Regions from separate parts of the Homo sapiens genome. Here region 2 is linked to region 1. The links are chromatin loops, found by intact Hi-C in ENCODE. Cell type or tissue: MCF 10A. All regions are shown on one strand. Links, peaks and the distances in the headings refer to the core of each region. The heading gives the core; the rest is flanking DNA. Region 1 has its middle 120 kb from the start of CAND1. Region 2 has its middle 230 kb from the start of CAND1.

Region 1 (4,409 bases), core at 172-4,171:
ATTGGAATTTTCATGCACTGTGAAAGAGGGTAGAAATTGGTTTAGCTACTTCAGAAAACTATTTGACAACATCTGTCAAAAAATAATACACACACACACACACACACACACACGCATAGTAAATGCTCACTTAACATCACTGATAGTTTCTTAGAAACTGTGACTTTAAGTGAAATGACATATAAGAAAACCAATTTCACCACAGGCTAATTGATATAAGCAAGAGTTAAGTTCCTGCCACATATTTCTGGTCACAAAAACATCATTAAATTTCTAAAGAAAGACCCAAGAGATTTTCAATATTAAACATTGAAATAAATGGGAGCTCTACATACATTTAAGAAAGATTAATAAAAACAAGTAAGAGAATTATTTACCTAACTTTTGGTGAATCAGTGACTGATGGCAGTTTTAGTGGTGGTGGGTCAAATCAAGGACACACCACCTCTTTGCAAAGTAAAAATAGTAATAGCACATCAATGCAGTTCAAAAACAAACAATAACAAACATGGCAGACTCACTGAGCACTTTTATACCACATCCTTTATTGCCATGCATTTGTATGATTATCATATACTTGACAAATTTTTATTTGACAACAATTTGTATTCATTCAATTCAGTCATTCATTTTCCAATCACTATTCCAGGTCAGGGTCATGGGTGGCCAGAGCCCATCCCTGCAACTCAGGGTGCAGGTGGGAGCCAACCCTGGACAGAACACCATTCCATCGCAGGGCACACACTCTCTCTTTCTCTCTTTCTCTCTCTCTCTCTCTCTCTCTCTCTCACACACACACACACACACACACACACACACACACGCTTACCCAGACTGGGACTATGTGGAAACACTGGTTCACTGAATGTGCACATCTTTGGGATGTGGGAGGAAATCAGAGTACCTGGAAAACACCCAGATAAATGTAAAGAGGACATGCAGACTTTACACAGACAGTGGCCCCAACCAGGAATCTACTTTTTTTCTCATCAACATTATAACAAAATGCCTGTAATCCCGACACTTTGGGAGGCTGAGGTGGGTGGAGCACTTGAGTTCAGGAATTCGAGACCAGCCTGGACAACATGGTGAAACCCCATCTCTACTAAAAATACAAAAATTAGCCGGGCATGATGGCATGCACCTGCAATCCCAGCTACTCAGGAGGTTGAGGCAGGAGAATTGCTTGAACCTGGGAGGTAGAGGTTGCAGTGAGCCAAGGTCACACCACTGCACTCCAGCCTGGGTGACACAGAGAGACTCTGTGTCAAAAAAAATTATAACAAAATGATGTAGAATGAAACAACATTATTCGAGAACCCACTCGTGTGTGTGTGTGTGTGTGTGTGTGTGTGTGTGTCCATCCTATGACTCAGCAATCTTAGCCTAGGTATATGACTAAAATAAATGCATATGTTTACCAAAAGACATGTCCAAAACTGTCCTTAGTTACACTATTTGCAATAGTCCCAGACAGGAAACAACCCAATATCCATCATCACTAAAATGAAGAACAAATTGTAGTTTGTGTATAAACACAGTGCTATGCAGCAAAGAAATAAATGAGCCACAAGTTCACACAACATGGAAGTTACAAACGTAACGTGGAGAGAAAGAAGTTAGTAGTTTATATAGTTTATATAAAGTTCATAAACAGGCAATACTAACCTATCCTGTTAGAAGTCAGGGTGGTAGTTATTCTTGTTGGGGCAGCGATTGGATGAGTGCAAAATAGTGGCTTCTGGGAAGCTGGTGATGTTACCTGCTATTTCTTGATGTGGATGCTGCGACACGTGGGTGGTTTACTTTTTGATAATTCATCAAGTTATACACTTATTGAGTGTGTACTTTTATGTATGACTATTATACTTTAAAAGTTTACCTAGACCGGGCACTGTGGCTCACACATGTAACCCCAGCAATTTGGGAGGCCAAGGTGGGTGGATCACCTGAGGCCGGGAGTTCGAGACCAGCCTGACCAACATGCAGAAACCCCATCTCTACTAAAAATACAAAATTAGCTGGGTGTGGTGGCGCATGCCTGTAGTCCCAGCTACTCGGGAGGCTGAGGCAGGAGAATCACTTGAACCCAGGAAACGGAGGTTACAGTGAGCCAAGTTTGCGCCACTGCACTCCAGCCTGTCGACAGAGCATGACTCTGTCTCAAAAAAAAAAAGTTTATCTAAAGAGAATTTTTCCTCTATATAGACCCCCTTTACCTCTTATGCCTCCATTTTACCTGCCCCTTTGTACTTTGGTTGCAGAAGAAGAAACAGAAAGGGGAAAAATTAAAGCAGTGAATAAGTGTTAAAACCAAGAAACAAACCCATGTCCATGCTTTTCTAATAGAACACTTCAGGCTCTTTCATGTACATATATATATATATATATATGCGCATATGTGTATATATATGTATGTGCACATATATATGAACTGAGAGAGAGTAGGTTGTATAAACCATGCCTTTTAACCCTTCATGCTTCAGTGTGTTTTTCCTCAGGAAATATATCCTTACATAACCACAGTACAATTAACAAATTCCAGAAACTTAACATGAATGCAATAATCTAATCTACAGTTCATATTCCAATTTTGTCAATTTTCTCAATAATGGGCTTTAGAGCATGTTTTCCTTCTTCCCCATTTATCTATGTATTATCAATATCAACGAATGGTTTTTCAATGACTGATAGTACATTTTCTTTAATTATTTTGATGATCAATTTACCCAAATTTGGCTAGTGGAAGTCCCTTCAAGCTGCCTCTGTGTCCTTTTGACAAGGCTCGTAATTACTTCCTTACCTTCTCACATAAGATGTACCAGGCTTACATTTTATTTTCTCTGCCCTAGTTCTGAAATCAGCCATCTCTCCAAAGTATCCTGGTTCCTTTTAGTGGAAAATGATATTAGAAATTAAATTTGGACCCTAGTTGTGCTCATTGTTACTGGGGTATCTTGAGTCTAGCCTTTTCAAAGAACAGATATATATATATATATCTCTACACACATACATACTATGGTTTGAATGTCCAAAATTCATGTTGAAACTTAATCCCCAATGCAACAGTATTAAGAGGGAGGGCCTTTACAAGATGATTAGGCCATGAGGGCACTGCCCTTATGGATGATATTCGTGCTCTTATAAAAAGGCTTGAGGCAGCAAGCTTGTACCTGTTGCATTTTTTGCCCTTCTGCCATGTGAAAATACCACATTCCTCCCTTCCTTCAGGTGAGGATGCAGCAAGAAAGCGCCATCTTGGAAGAGAGAGCAAGCCCTCACCAGACACCAGATCTGCGGGAGACTTAATCTTGGACTTCCTAGCCTCCATAACTGTGAGAAATAAATTTCTATTATTCATAAATTGCCCAGTTTAAGGTATTTCTGTTATAGCAGCCCAAACAAACTAAGACATTATATATATAAAATTCTGAAAGAGCAGAATTAAACAAACACACAGGGCTCCCTGTCAGTTATACTGAAAGTTGTCTGAATTCTTAACCTTGACCCCAGTATACCCAGCCAGGTCTTTCTTTCATACAAAAATACATTTATATAGTAGTTTGTAGTTTATGAAGCACTTTCACGAACGTTAGCCCCTTTGATACTCATAAAAACCTTCAGAGAGAGCCAGAGCATTATCATTATCATCAATATACTTAGAAGTTAAATGACTATTTCAGGCTGCCATTGCTAATAAGGATCTAAAATTCCATGCCTGGTGTTGTTGATGTTGCTTCTCACTTTCTTCTCAGAAAACTGCACTGTTGTCCTTGAATGTAGCTGGACATTTCTCTCAGTACTGACAATATAGAGGGAAGCAAGGGGTTCCCTCCACATCCATATGATGACCGAATTCCCAGCTTACCCCACACCTATACATGTACTGTTTGAGAGAACTAAGCTTTCTATTTCCAAGCTTCTATTGAATAATATAGCCTCTCCTCCTCAATTTCTATCCAAAATGCTGTGGTAAGCAAGTAACACTTTGAAATTTATCATTTTGAAGACAGTCATACCACTCTAGAGCTAATGAAAGTATGGCATAAATGTAAATACAGTCTCCATCTTTACAAAATATTATAAAAAATATTCCATGTTTAATCATTTACGAACTTAAAAAAGCCCTGCCAAAAATGCAAGTTATGAGAATGTTACTTCTTGAAGGTAGTTTGAGATACTTGAAAACAGTAATTTTAGAGCATAGAGTTCTTACAGAGTACATGTGTCTGTCTTATCTAATAACATCCTCTCTACACAAGTCATGTTGAATGAATTCAGTCCTATATCCATGTTTAGCTATAATTTTATAACTCTGACATGCATACAAAAGACAGAATTTTATGTGACAGTTGTGAAAAACCATGGCTTTTTACATTTGCATCACATTTCTCCTAGGAGGAGATCTT
Region 2 (4,409 bases), core at 220-4,219, 110 kb after region 1:
ACGCCTGTAATCCCAGCACTTTGGGAGGCAGAGGCAGGCAGATCACTTGAGGTCAGGAGTTCGAAGCCAGCCTGGCCAACATGATGAAACCCTGTCTCTAATAAAAATACAAGAAAAAAAAGCCAGGCATAGTGGTGGGCACCTGTAATCCCAGCTACTTGGGAGGCTGAGGTAGGAGAATCTCTTGAACTTGGGAGGCAGAGGTTGCAGTGAGCCGAGATCTCATTGCACTCCAGCCTGGGTGACAGAGTGAGACTCAGTCTAAAAAAAAAAAAAGACATCCTTATTCTGTATTATTATTTATGATTATACTCATTTAGAAGCAGTTAAGGTAAGTAGGAAAGAACTGTGATCTATTCTCAGAATGGTTACCCTCATAAAAGTAAAAGTTATCGTGAAATGCAAACTCGGCTACTAAGTTTTTTTGTCGATGAGTTCAAGCTAATTTTAAGACTCTGGATATATCACCTACCCAACCCAAGCCTCTGGTTGCAATGGTGAAACAATGGTGATGAACCTGATGTCATCCCACTGTAAATATTAAACAATTTTGATGTAAATTTTAGATGAAGAGAAGTCATATTTACATCAACCTTCCAGTGCATGTTGCAACTGATTTATTTATTCAGCGATACTTTTTTAGAATGTATTCTGTGGGGGAACTGGGTGCTGCTCTAGTGCTGAGGGTGTAGCATTTTTCCTCACTTTTTAGTGCTTACTCTTTGGGAAGGAGGTACAGCACTAAGAAGTTAAAAATGCACGTAAATAGATAGTTTGTCAGGATGAGATAAATGATGTGTAGAATATAAAGACTAGGTTAGGGAATAATAATGGAGGAGAGGCTATTTTAGATATGGTAGTTAGAGAAGTTAGTTTCCAATTTCCAAGTGGAATCTAATTTATTCTCTCTCTCTTTTGTTTTTATGTATTTTTGATGTCTTCTTGGCAGCCTCATATCATTGCTAACCTCTCCACTCCATGGAATCACATTTTCCTGCAAACGCATCATGAGCACTTATTTAAATACCTAATCATTGGCAGAAATGCAGCTGTGTTCATCATTGTCAATTCTGATTTGTATGATGTTCCCATCCAAACATACCTCAGGGTACATTTGCACATCTAATTACAACATTAAAACTAATAATAGCCTGATAAAATACTACTCAGACAAATGTCTAAGTAAACAGCTGGCTGTTTCATTGTGTCCTGAAGGACAGGCAGATTCAGACTTTGTTCCCTAACTTAAGGGACTGAATTCCAAACTGCGAACCCTCCCCCATGCACACCCTGCTGAGGGGGGCTGAGGCAGGGGGTGTCTAATTCAAAGGGATATCCTCAGATAAAAGAGCTTCTGCGAAGCCCGAGCTTTATGGAACTGCATGGAGGAAACACGTTTTTTTTTCTACTTTATCCAGTGGTAGGCTGGTATTACATTCAAATCAGACAAAAGTACAACAGAATACTTGTACGAGATGTTTTTAAATTCCAACTTTCCACAGCACCCGAAACTTAATACCTAAACTTTCCAAGGAAATCAGGCTGAGGAATAATTTAATGATGCTTTTCACATATTTGAAGGGGTCATGTTGTTATCACATGGAAAGTAATGGCAAGCTCTATTTGCTGGAGTGAATGGATTTGTGCTTTTTTTGAGAAAGTTCAAATTTGGACAAATTGGTTTTTTATATTATTGGCACATTAGGCCTTCCTATTACCCAAACCGGCAAAGGTGGAATGCAGTCATGTGCTGCATAATGAGGTTTTGGTCAGTGACAGACCGCATAAACAATGGTGGTCCCACAAGGTCATAATGGAGCTGAAAAATTCCTGTTGCCTAGGGCTGTTGTAGCTGTCAGAGCATCATAGCACAGTGGGTTACTCGTGTTTGTTGTGATGCTGGTGTAAACAAACCTACTGCTCTGCCAGTTGTGTTAAAAATGTACAGTCGTGTTCTAGGCTTTCACATTCACTCATCATTTACTCACTGAGTCACCTGGCTCAAGGCCCCGTCCTGCAAGCACCATTCATGGCAAGTGCCTTACATAGGTGTTCCATTTTTTTTATCTTTTATATTCTATTTATATTGTACCTTTTCTATGTTTAGATACACAAATACTTAGCATTATGTTATGGTTGCTTACAGTATTCTATACTGTAACAGGCTGTATGGGTTTGTAGCCTAGGTGTGTAGCAGGCCATACCATCTAGGTTTATGTAAATGCACTCTATGATGTTTGCACAACAATGCATTTCGTAGAACTTATCCCTGTCGTTAAGCCATGCAAACTATGATTAGGAAATAGAAGTCATTCCTTCGTCCCCTGGTGAGTTTCAGTACAGGAAGCAGGCTATGACTCTAACCCAGTTCTAGGTAAAGGGAATTTTTCCTTTAAGATTGACATGTGCCCTCCAGCAGGTTCCTTTTGCCCAGGTGGTTTGAAGCTAATAATTAAGTTCTTTGTTGGTTCTTGAAACATTGACTGAAAAGTTTGACTTGCCTGAAAACATATAGGAAAAGTTTTGAATTAAGAGTGTTGTCCCTTATTGGAATGTGTTACTGAGAGGGGTCTTACAATCATTTCTTTACAGCCTTTAAATAACAATTTAAGTTTTTCATCAGCCTTGATAGATTAGGCTTAGAACTCCTGAGGGGTAAGCACAGATTAAAATAAATCTCCAAGTTGCTTTCTATCTTTTCCTGGCTGTATTATGTGCTACTCTTTTCAGATTCAACAAACATTTAGGATGGCAGGAACACTGTGCCTGATATTTTTACATATATTAATTCAGTTAAAGTAATTCTCACAACAATGTACAAAGCAGGTATCATTGCTTGTGTTATAGATATGAGACAACCAATGGTTCAGGAGGTGAAGTTACTCTTTGAAAGTTGCACAGCTAGGATGGGGTGGGTGAGAGAACTTGGTACCAGGACTTGGAGAACTTGGATTCTGTCTTAAAATTCCATTGATGAGCTCTGAATCTCAGGCCAGTTTTCAGTCTTGTTTTAGACTCCAGTTTCGTCATTTGGAGAGTGAAGGGGTTAGAATGAGAAGATTGGAATACATTTCTTTGCTACTTCTGTGATGTGTGACCTAGGGGAAGCTTGAGAGAGGTACATACTGAATGAACATTACTTTGTTTTTGTACACACTGTGAGAACTCCTTGTGTAGGTATATAGATGTATATTATTACTGGGATGAGAATTTTGGGTGTGGACAGAAAGTAAAACCTGACATCTCTATATGACCTAATGATCAAATATGCAGAGCAAGTGGAGTAGAATTCTCTTACAGCCATTTCTTAATTTGTCTTTATATATATATATATATATATACATGTAGTCTTTGATCCCAGGTCTCCTACCACCCATCACATTGGAAATTTCTGGGTTTATGTCTCCTCCTGAATCTCACTATGTTTGATTATATATAGCTAGGAATAATTAGGCGGCAAGAAAGAGGTTTCTTTATTTTTCTTGAAAAGTGAGTTCTCAGCCTAGGAAAAACTGTCTGGATCTGAGCTGTCCAACCCATACCCATTGCTACTAGCCACATATTGCTATTAAGAAATTGAAATGTGACTAGTTTGAACTGACATGTGCTGTACATATAAAATGCACATTGAATTTCAAAGACTAGTAAGAAAAAATAATGTAAATTATTTAAATAATCATTTTTATATTGGTTACCTGTTAAAATGATAATATTTTGGAAATGTTAAATAAAATATTAAAACTAATCTGCTTCTTGTTATCTTTTTAATGTAGCTCCTGAAATATTTAAGATTATACGTGTTGCTTCCATTTGAACCTTTCATTATATTTTGATGTGACAGTTCTGATTGAGATCTGTGCTTTTCAACCAGAGGCAACTCCCCAACATCTTGCACCCCCAAGGTATATTTGGTAATGTCTAGAGACATTTTTGGTTGTCGCAACTGAGCATGTGACTGCATTTAGTGGGTAGGAGTCAGAGATGCTGTTAAATGTCCTATAGTGCAAAGGAAAGTCCCTTTCCCCATCAACAAAGAATTATCTGGCCCAAAATGTCAGTAGTGCTGAGGTTGAGAATTCCTGGTATAGATATTCAGAAAGAAGTAGGGGAAAAAATTAGGAACAAAAACTCCTTTTAGGTTAATTTGATTTGAAATATTAGAATGAATAAGTATTTAACAACATTAAAGAGGGTCTATTATTGTAGGTAAGAGTAAGGAAATTAGAGACAGTTGGGGAAGAAGCATAAAGGCAATAGATTTTCCTAGGCATTTTAACAAATATTTGTTGAGTGACTACACATCCTTTCTGGAACAAGATGAGGGGAGAATAAATGTATATATACAAACATATACAAATATTGAATTCTGTTCATGTGCGAAGCTTCTACAGGGAAAAGAAAAATAAATA

What was found. Peaks named below come from ENCODE experiments on the same cell type or tissue, not always from the same donor. Only the 100,000 strongest peaks of a DNase experiment are listed, where the experiment ranks them.
Region 2: a loop joins it to region 1, with 2.3 times the contacts of the local background. A loop is called at or near these places in 1 of 110 quality-filtered maps.

The regions. Positions count from the first base shown.
Region 1 is chr12:67,142,891-67,147,299 of GRCh38, reverse strand. No RefSeq gene overlaps it. Among named protein-coding and RNA genes, the nearest start is that of CAND1, 120 kb to the left of the region's middle. In MCF 10A, for the core only: no CTCF peak of the experiment used is centred there; no DNase peak of the experiment used is centred there.
Region 2 is chr12:67,032,204-67,036,612 of GRCh38, reverse strand. It overlaps a transcript of GRIP1 not described here. Among named protein-coding and RNA genes, the nearest start is that of CAND1, 230 kb to the left of the region's middle. In MCF 10A, for the core only: no CTCF peak of the experiment used is centred there; DNase peaks (open chromatin) are centred at 2,002 and 2,292.